2 separate regions of the Homo sapiens genome follow, and region 2 is linked to region 1. Evidence: chromatin loops called from intact Hi-C (ENCODE). Cell type or tissue: PC-3. All regions are shown on one strand. Links, peaks and the distances in the headings refer to the core of each region. The heading gives the core; the rest is flanking DNA. Region 1 overlaps NFE2L3 (NFE2 like bZIP transcription factor 3). Region 2 overlaps HOXA10-HOXA9 (HOXA10-HOXA9 readthrough).

Region 1 (2,906 bases), core at 140-2,639:
GTGGTGCACTGGCCAGGCACCCTTATATACAATTTGTACTTAAGAAAAATAGGGCTGAGTGCGGTGGCTCACACCTGTTATCCCAGCACTTTGGGAGGCTGAGGCAGGCAGATCACTTGAGGTCAGGAGTTCGAGACCAGACTGGGCAACATGGTGAACCCCATCTTTACTAAAAATACAAAAATTACTTGGGCGTGATTACACATGCCCGTAGTCCCAGCTACTCGGGAGGCTGAGGCACGAGAATCACTTGAATCTGGGCGGCGGAGGTTGCAGTGAGCCGAGATTGTGCCACTGAACTCCAGCCTGGGTGACAGAGTGAGACTCTGTCTCAAAAAGAAAAAAAATGAAGAAGAAGAAGAAAACTAGAAGCCTAGGTTAGGGATTTGGCTAAAGCCACATGTCAGTGCCAAAAGAGAGACCAGAGCCTGAGTCTCTTGACTCTCAGACTGGCACATTAATTAAGTACCTACACGGTACTCAAGCTCTTGGGACATCTAGGACGTCTCAGTGCATCTGGGATGGGGTGACTCAGCCTTCCACTGCCCAGGCTAATCACTCTCCAGTGCTAGATTGTGCCATTCATAATGAAGAGGTTGCAATTTGGAACCATGACTTTGGGGAGAAAATGGGCTGGAAAAACAACACTGGTCTTTGCGGTCAGCTAGACCTGGGTTTGGGAGTATCACCTGCTAGTATGCCCTCCCATAAGCTGCTTGAATCACTCCAAGCTTCAGTGTCTCATGTCAAGTGGGAGAGGAATGTGTACTCCAGGGGGAGGTGTGCTGATTAAGTGGGAAAAGCCCATGGGAAGAGCAGCATGGTGCCTGGATTGTAGCTGCGCTCTTCTGCCCTCCGTCCTTAACCCACCCTCCTTCACCTGTCCCCACTCACTGGATTCCTTTTGGCTTGTCTGCATATCTAGTTTGGTTGGTTATTGAAGAAGTGGGGTATGCTAGACCCAGACTGCCTGGTTTTGAATCCCAGCTCTACCACGTCTGTGACCTTGGACAAGTTGCTTATCCTTTCTGTGCTTCATTCTGTGTGCATTCCCATGCACAATGGGAATCAGAAGGGGCTTACCTCAGAGGGTTGATGTGAGAATTAAAAAGTTCATTCCATGTAAAGGGCTTAGAACTTGCCTGTCACTTAAGTGCTTAGTTAGTAAATGTTAGCTACTGTTAACTTCAAAGAGACGAAGTGCTTTGTCCCATAGGAACATAATTTTTAATTTTAAAAAATAGATAATTCCGGTGGCTTACATTTGAGTTGCAGGAGTTTTATAGTATAATTTTCCATAATTTATGTACATATGCAAAAATATTTTGGAGTAGGGGATTTTCCAAGTATCAAAAGGAGTACTGTTTTGGTTTCACTTCTTACTGGGGCTTATCATGATCTGAAAACTGACTCTGGAATTCCCCAGGGCTGACACGCTTCCCTTCATAACCACAGTCATTCACAACGGATGAAGCATGCATTCTTCCAAGTAACACACAGGTTAAACAAAGAAATGAACAGTTTTTGTAGAATTGAATGTGTAAACGTATGGAACAGCTGCCTACAGCCAGCTTCAGTATTTCAGAGAGCTGTTGCCACTTTGAAACTGAGAGGGCTTGTAGTCATTTTGATGTGGTTTCCTATCCTGGTACAGAGACCCTCTGCTGGGTGAGGGGTCTGGTAAGACCTCTTGATTAACTGCCTGAAGAAACTGTTGGGCTGGGCCGGGTGTGGTGGCTCACACCTGTAATCCCAACACTTTGGGAGGCCGAGGCAGGAGGATTACGAGATCAAGACATCGAGACCATCCTAGCCAACACGGTGAAACCCCGTCTCTACTAAAAATACTAAAAATTAGCCGGGCACGGTGGCACGTGCCTGTAGTCCCAGCTACTCGGGAGCCTGAGGCAAGAGACTCGCTTGAACCTGGGAGGCGGAGGGTGCAGTGAGCCGAGATCGCTCTACTGCACTCCAGCCTGGGTGACAAAGCGAGACTCCATCTCAAAAGAAAAAAAAAGAAAAGAAACTGTTGGGCTGGTTTCTTCAGGGCACAGAGAGAATCTGATCCAGTCAATATTTAATTTTTTTTGGGACAGGGTCACTTTGCCTCCCAGGCTGGAGTATAGTAGTACCATCACAGCTCACTGCTACCTCAACCTCCTGGACTCAAACAATTCTCCCACCTCAGCCTCCCAAGTAGCTGGGACTACAGACGCGCACCACTGCTTCTGGCTGATTTTTTTTTTTTTTAATAGAAATAAGGTCTCTCTGTGTTGCCCAGGCTGGTCTCAAACTCCTGGGCTCAAGTACAGGCATGAGCTACTGCACCTGGCCTCAATATTTAATTCTAAGAGTAAAGGAAAGAGAAAGAAGGTCCTTGATTGTTAAAGTAAAAATTGTTTTTCATTTCAGAATAAAAAATAGTCCCTAACTCCTGGGCAATTGGACAAGAGATGAAATTTCAGACATTTGCCTGTTTTTAACTCACAGCTATGTTACGGAAATAGTCTTATAATTACATACATTGCGTTTATGACAAGCGTTCACAGTGGGATTTTCATTTTGTTTACTAAAGGAAGTTGTAAAGGTGCACTATTGTCTTTGTATGGGAAAGGATGTCATAAGTTACTGTATGAATTTGCTAGGGCTGCCATAACAAATACCACAGACTGGGTGGCTTAAACAGAAATTTATTCTCTAACAGTTCTGGAGGCAAGAAGTCCAAGATCAAGGTGTCAGCAGATTGGCCCTTCTGCGGGCTGTGAGGGAGAAAGTGTTCTACAGCTCTCTCCTGCCTTTTGGTGGTTTGCTGGCAATCTTTGGCATTCCTTGGTTTCTTCTCCATCACCTGAGCTCTGCCTTCATCTTCACATGGCATTCTCCCTATGTGCATGTCTGTATCCAAA
Region 2 (2,906 bases), core at 368-2,867, 1.0 Mb after region 1:
AAATCTACAGTAGCCCAATGGCGGTTTCATAGTGTATAATTTATTATCAATAAAATTAACTCCGTTACAATCAGCATTCATTTCCTCCAATTAAAATTAAGCATAAACCCTAGGTAGTAACCTTCTGCACATATGTATAGCTCCGAATTTCCTCACTGTTCGTCTGGTGCAAAAACAATATTCAAGCTTGTCTGATTATGCATATTTTCTTTAATCATATAGATTATATATACAATAGACAAGACAGGACTATATAGATAATGGACAGACTTAAATGCCCGCATTTTTAAGGTGGAGAAAATGATGAATCTATGCATCCCCGAGAACACTTAAAATTTTTTTTTATTTCACTGGGAAATTCTTACAGCTACTTTACAATCATAGGTTAACAGCCTAGTTATACAGAAGACATATTCCACTACAGAGCTATACTCTATGCAACTGTTTTTTTCCCCTCATAAACAACCTGAGTTCAAATTGAATTCTATCTTCCACAATCACAATGGGTGCATCACCCAGTACACAGAAGTTTGAATCACAAAACATAATTACCACAATAAAACACAGTGTTCAAGTATCTTGGCAGAGCAATCTGCCGCACAAACTGCAAATTAAATTAACTACACAGACTAAAAACTATACAGCCTACCATCAACAGTTGTGCATTATAAAAAGGTAGTTTCTTTCCTTTTGTTTTAAGTCAGGAACAGGTAGATTTTTAAAAATATATATACAAGCTAACACACACAGCTATCAGCACTAATGCCCCCCCCTCAACTTTTCCTTTTTCTTATAGAAAATGGAAAGCTTACAATACCTCCTCCATCAAAGCGGCAGGCCTACGAGCCAGCCTGAACAGGGTTTGCCTTGGAAAAGATGTGGCCTGAGGTTTAGAGCCGCTTTGTGCGGGGATGGTGGAGGCTAGGGTGGGGGTGAGAGAAGGGAGAAGGCGGAAGGGGGACGGACAGTTCTTTCTTTTTCTCTCTAGCTTACCCTTTTTTCTAAATAAGCCCAAATGGCATCACTCGTCTTTTGCTCGGTCTTTGTTGATTTTCTTCATTTTCATCCTGCGGTTCTGGAACCAGATCTTGACCTGCCTCTCGGTGAGGTTGAGCAGTCGAGCCACCTCGTACCTGCGGTCCCTGGTGAGGTACATGTTGAACAGAAACTCTTTCTCCAGTTCCAGGGTCTGGTGTTTTGTATAGGGGCACCGCTTTTTCCGAGTGGAGCGCGCATGAAGCCAGTTGGCTGCTGGGTTATCTGCGGGGAAGAGAAACACTGGGTTTAGGAGCAGAAGACGCACATCCCGCTGGGGCAAATGAGCCTCCTGCATGGGGTCTCTGGCCGAAGTGCAGAACTCTGCTGAACTGGTTAGGAAAGGCAGTCAGGCCTCGGACACAATGGAACCCTGGCAGACAGACGCACAGACAGTCACTTAAAATTGCACGCAGTAAAACTTTGGCTCGCCCTCCCCTCCGAGACCTTCCTTTCTCCTACTCTGTCCTCTTGTCCCCCTTCTCCTTCCTCCCACTCTCAAAACGCTGTATAGAATGAAATTTGGAAACAGGTCTCCTTGCCACGCAGAGGGAAAGCATGCTGCCTTGTGTTCTGTAGCAAGATTAGGATTCCTCTGTCCCGTTCACTGACTTCGTCTTTCTTTCCCAACCTGTCCCTCTACGCCCCCCACTCCTTATTTAACCTTCCTGGAAGGCCTTCGGAGCTGGGCAAGCCGTCAGGGCGCCCTAAGGCCGCTGATCACGTCTGTGGCTTATTTGAATAATCTGTCATGGGGACCCTTGTGGCCCGGGTCGCCCGCAGCCTCATCTTGGCAGGATTTACGCCGCCACTGGCCGAAGGCAAGAAGTGGAAGGAATCGGCCGTCTCCCCCAGCGTCCCAGCTCCGGCTGCCCTGGCTGCCGCCGCTCACGGACAATCTAGTTGTACAAAAGGCTCTCTGGGCTGCACTGCTTTCGAAGAACGGCCCAAAGTATCTCGGTCCTGGGCCTGGGCAGCCAAGGAGAGGGGCGGCCAGTCTTGGCTCGTCCCGAAGTGCCCGCCCCGCCCCCTCTCGCTGCAGCAGCCGCCTCCTCTCCCGTAGCCCTGCGGGCCGCTCTTCACTGCTCTCCAGACTTGGGGCCCTATCTGAGGCGTCCCAAACACCAACTTCTGGCTCCTGGCCCCAACTCGAGAGGCTTCCAGCGAGGACGAAGGCAGGCTCGAGAGAAACCTGGCGGGCCAGCAGATCCGGGAGGCCGGCGTGGAGGCGGCGGCGGATTTGAAGGGAGGAGACACTTACTGGGATCGATGGGGGGCTTGTCTCCGCCGCTCTCATTCTCAGCATTGTTTTCAGAGAAGGCGCCTTCGCTGGGTTGTTTTTCTCTATCAACTGGAGGAGAACCACAAGCATAGTCAGTCAGGGACAAAGTGTGAGTGTCAAGCGTGGGACAGTCACCCCTTCTGGCCGACAGCGGTTCAGGTTTAATGCCATAAGGCCGGCTGGAGGGCAAGCCCGCGAAGGAGAGCGCACCGGGCGTGGGCTCCAGCCAGGAGCGCATGTACCTGCCGTCCGGCGCCGCCGCCGCCACGGGCGCCTGGGGGTGCACGTAGGGGTGGTGGTGATGGTGGTGGTACACCGCAGCGGGTACAGCGTTGGCGCCCGCCGCGTGCACTGGGTTCCACGAGGCGCCAAACACCGTCGCCTTGGACTGGAAGCTGCACGGGCTGAAGTCGGGGTGCTCGGCCAGCGTCGCCGCCTGCCGGGGAGGCTGGCCCAGGGTCCCCGGCGCATAGCGGCCAACGCTCAGCTCATCCGCGGCGTCGGCGCCCAGCAGGAACGAGTCCACGTAGTAGTTGCCCAGGGCCCCAGTGGTGGCCATCACCGTGCCCAGCGCCTGGCCCGCCCGGCC

The links. Hi-C counts contacts between places; a loop is a spot of excess contacts. Peaks named below come from ENCODE experiments on the same cell type or tissue, not always from the same donor. Only the 100,000 strongest peaks of a DNase experiment are listed, where the experiment ranks them.
Region 2: a loop joins it to region 1, with 6 times the contacts of the local background. A loop is called at or near these places in 2 of 110 quality-filtered maps.

The regions. Positions count from the first base shown.
Region 1 is chr7:26,155,109-26,158,014 of GRCh38, forward strand. The region is part of intron 1 of NFE2L3 (NFE2 like bZIP transcription factor 3); the gene reads left to right. Among named protein-coding and RNA genes, the nearest start is that of NFE2L3, 4.4 kb to the left of the region's middle. RefSeq lists enhancers at 2,009-2,088, 2,289-2,338. In PC-3, for the core only: no CTCF peak of the experiment used is centred there; DNase peaks (open chromatin) are centred at 643, 743, 1,443 and 2,603; H3K4me3 peaks cover 2,479 bases; H3K27ac peaks cover 2,500 bases.
Region 2 is chr7:27,162,582-27,165,487 of GRCh38, forward strand. HOXA10-HOXA9 (HOXA10-HOXA9 readthrough) reads right to left here. Exons shown (of 3, transcript NM_001433944.1): 2 at 2,297-2,386; 3 at 1-1,260. The coding sequence ends at 1,022. HOXA9 (homeobox A9) reads right to left here. Exons shown (of 2, transcript NM_152739.4): 1 at 2,297-2,906; 2 at 1-1,260. The coding sequence starts at 2,876. The coding sequence ends at 1,022. Among named protein-coding and RNA genes, the nearest start is that of HOXA9, 1.5 kb to the right of the region's middle. RefSeq lists enhancers at 1,492-2,369, 2,370-2,906. In PC-3, for the core only: a CTCF peak has its summit at 1,837; no DNase peak of the experiment used is centred there; H3K4me3 peaks cover 2,500 bases; H3K27ac peaks cover 2,500 bases.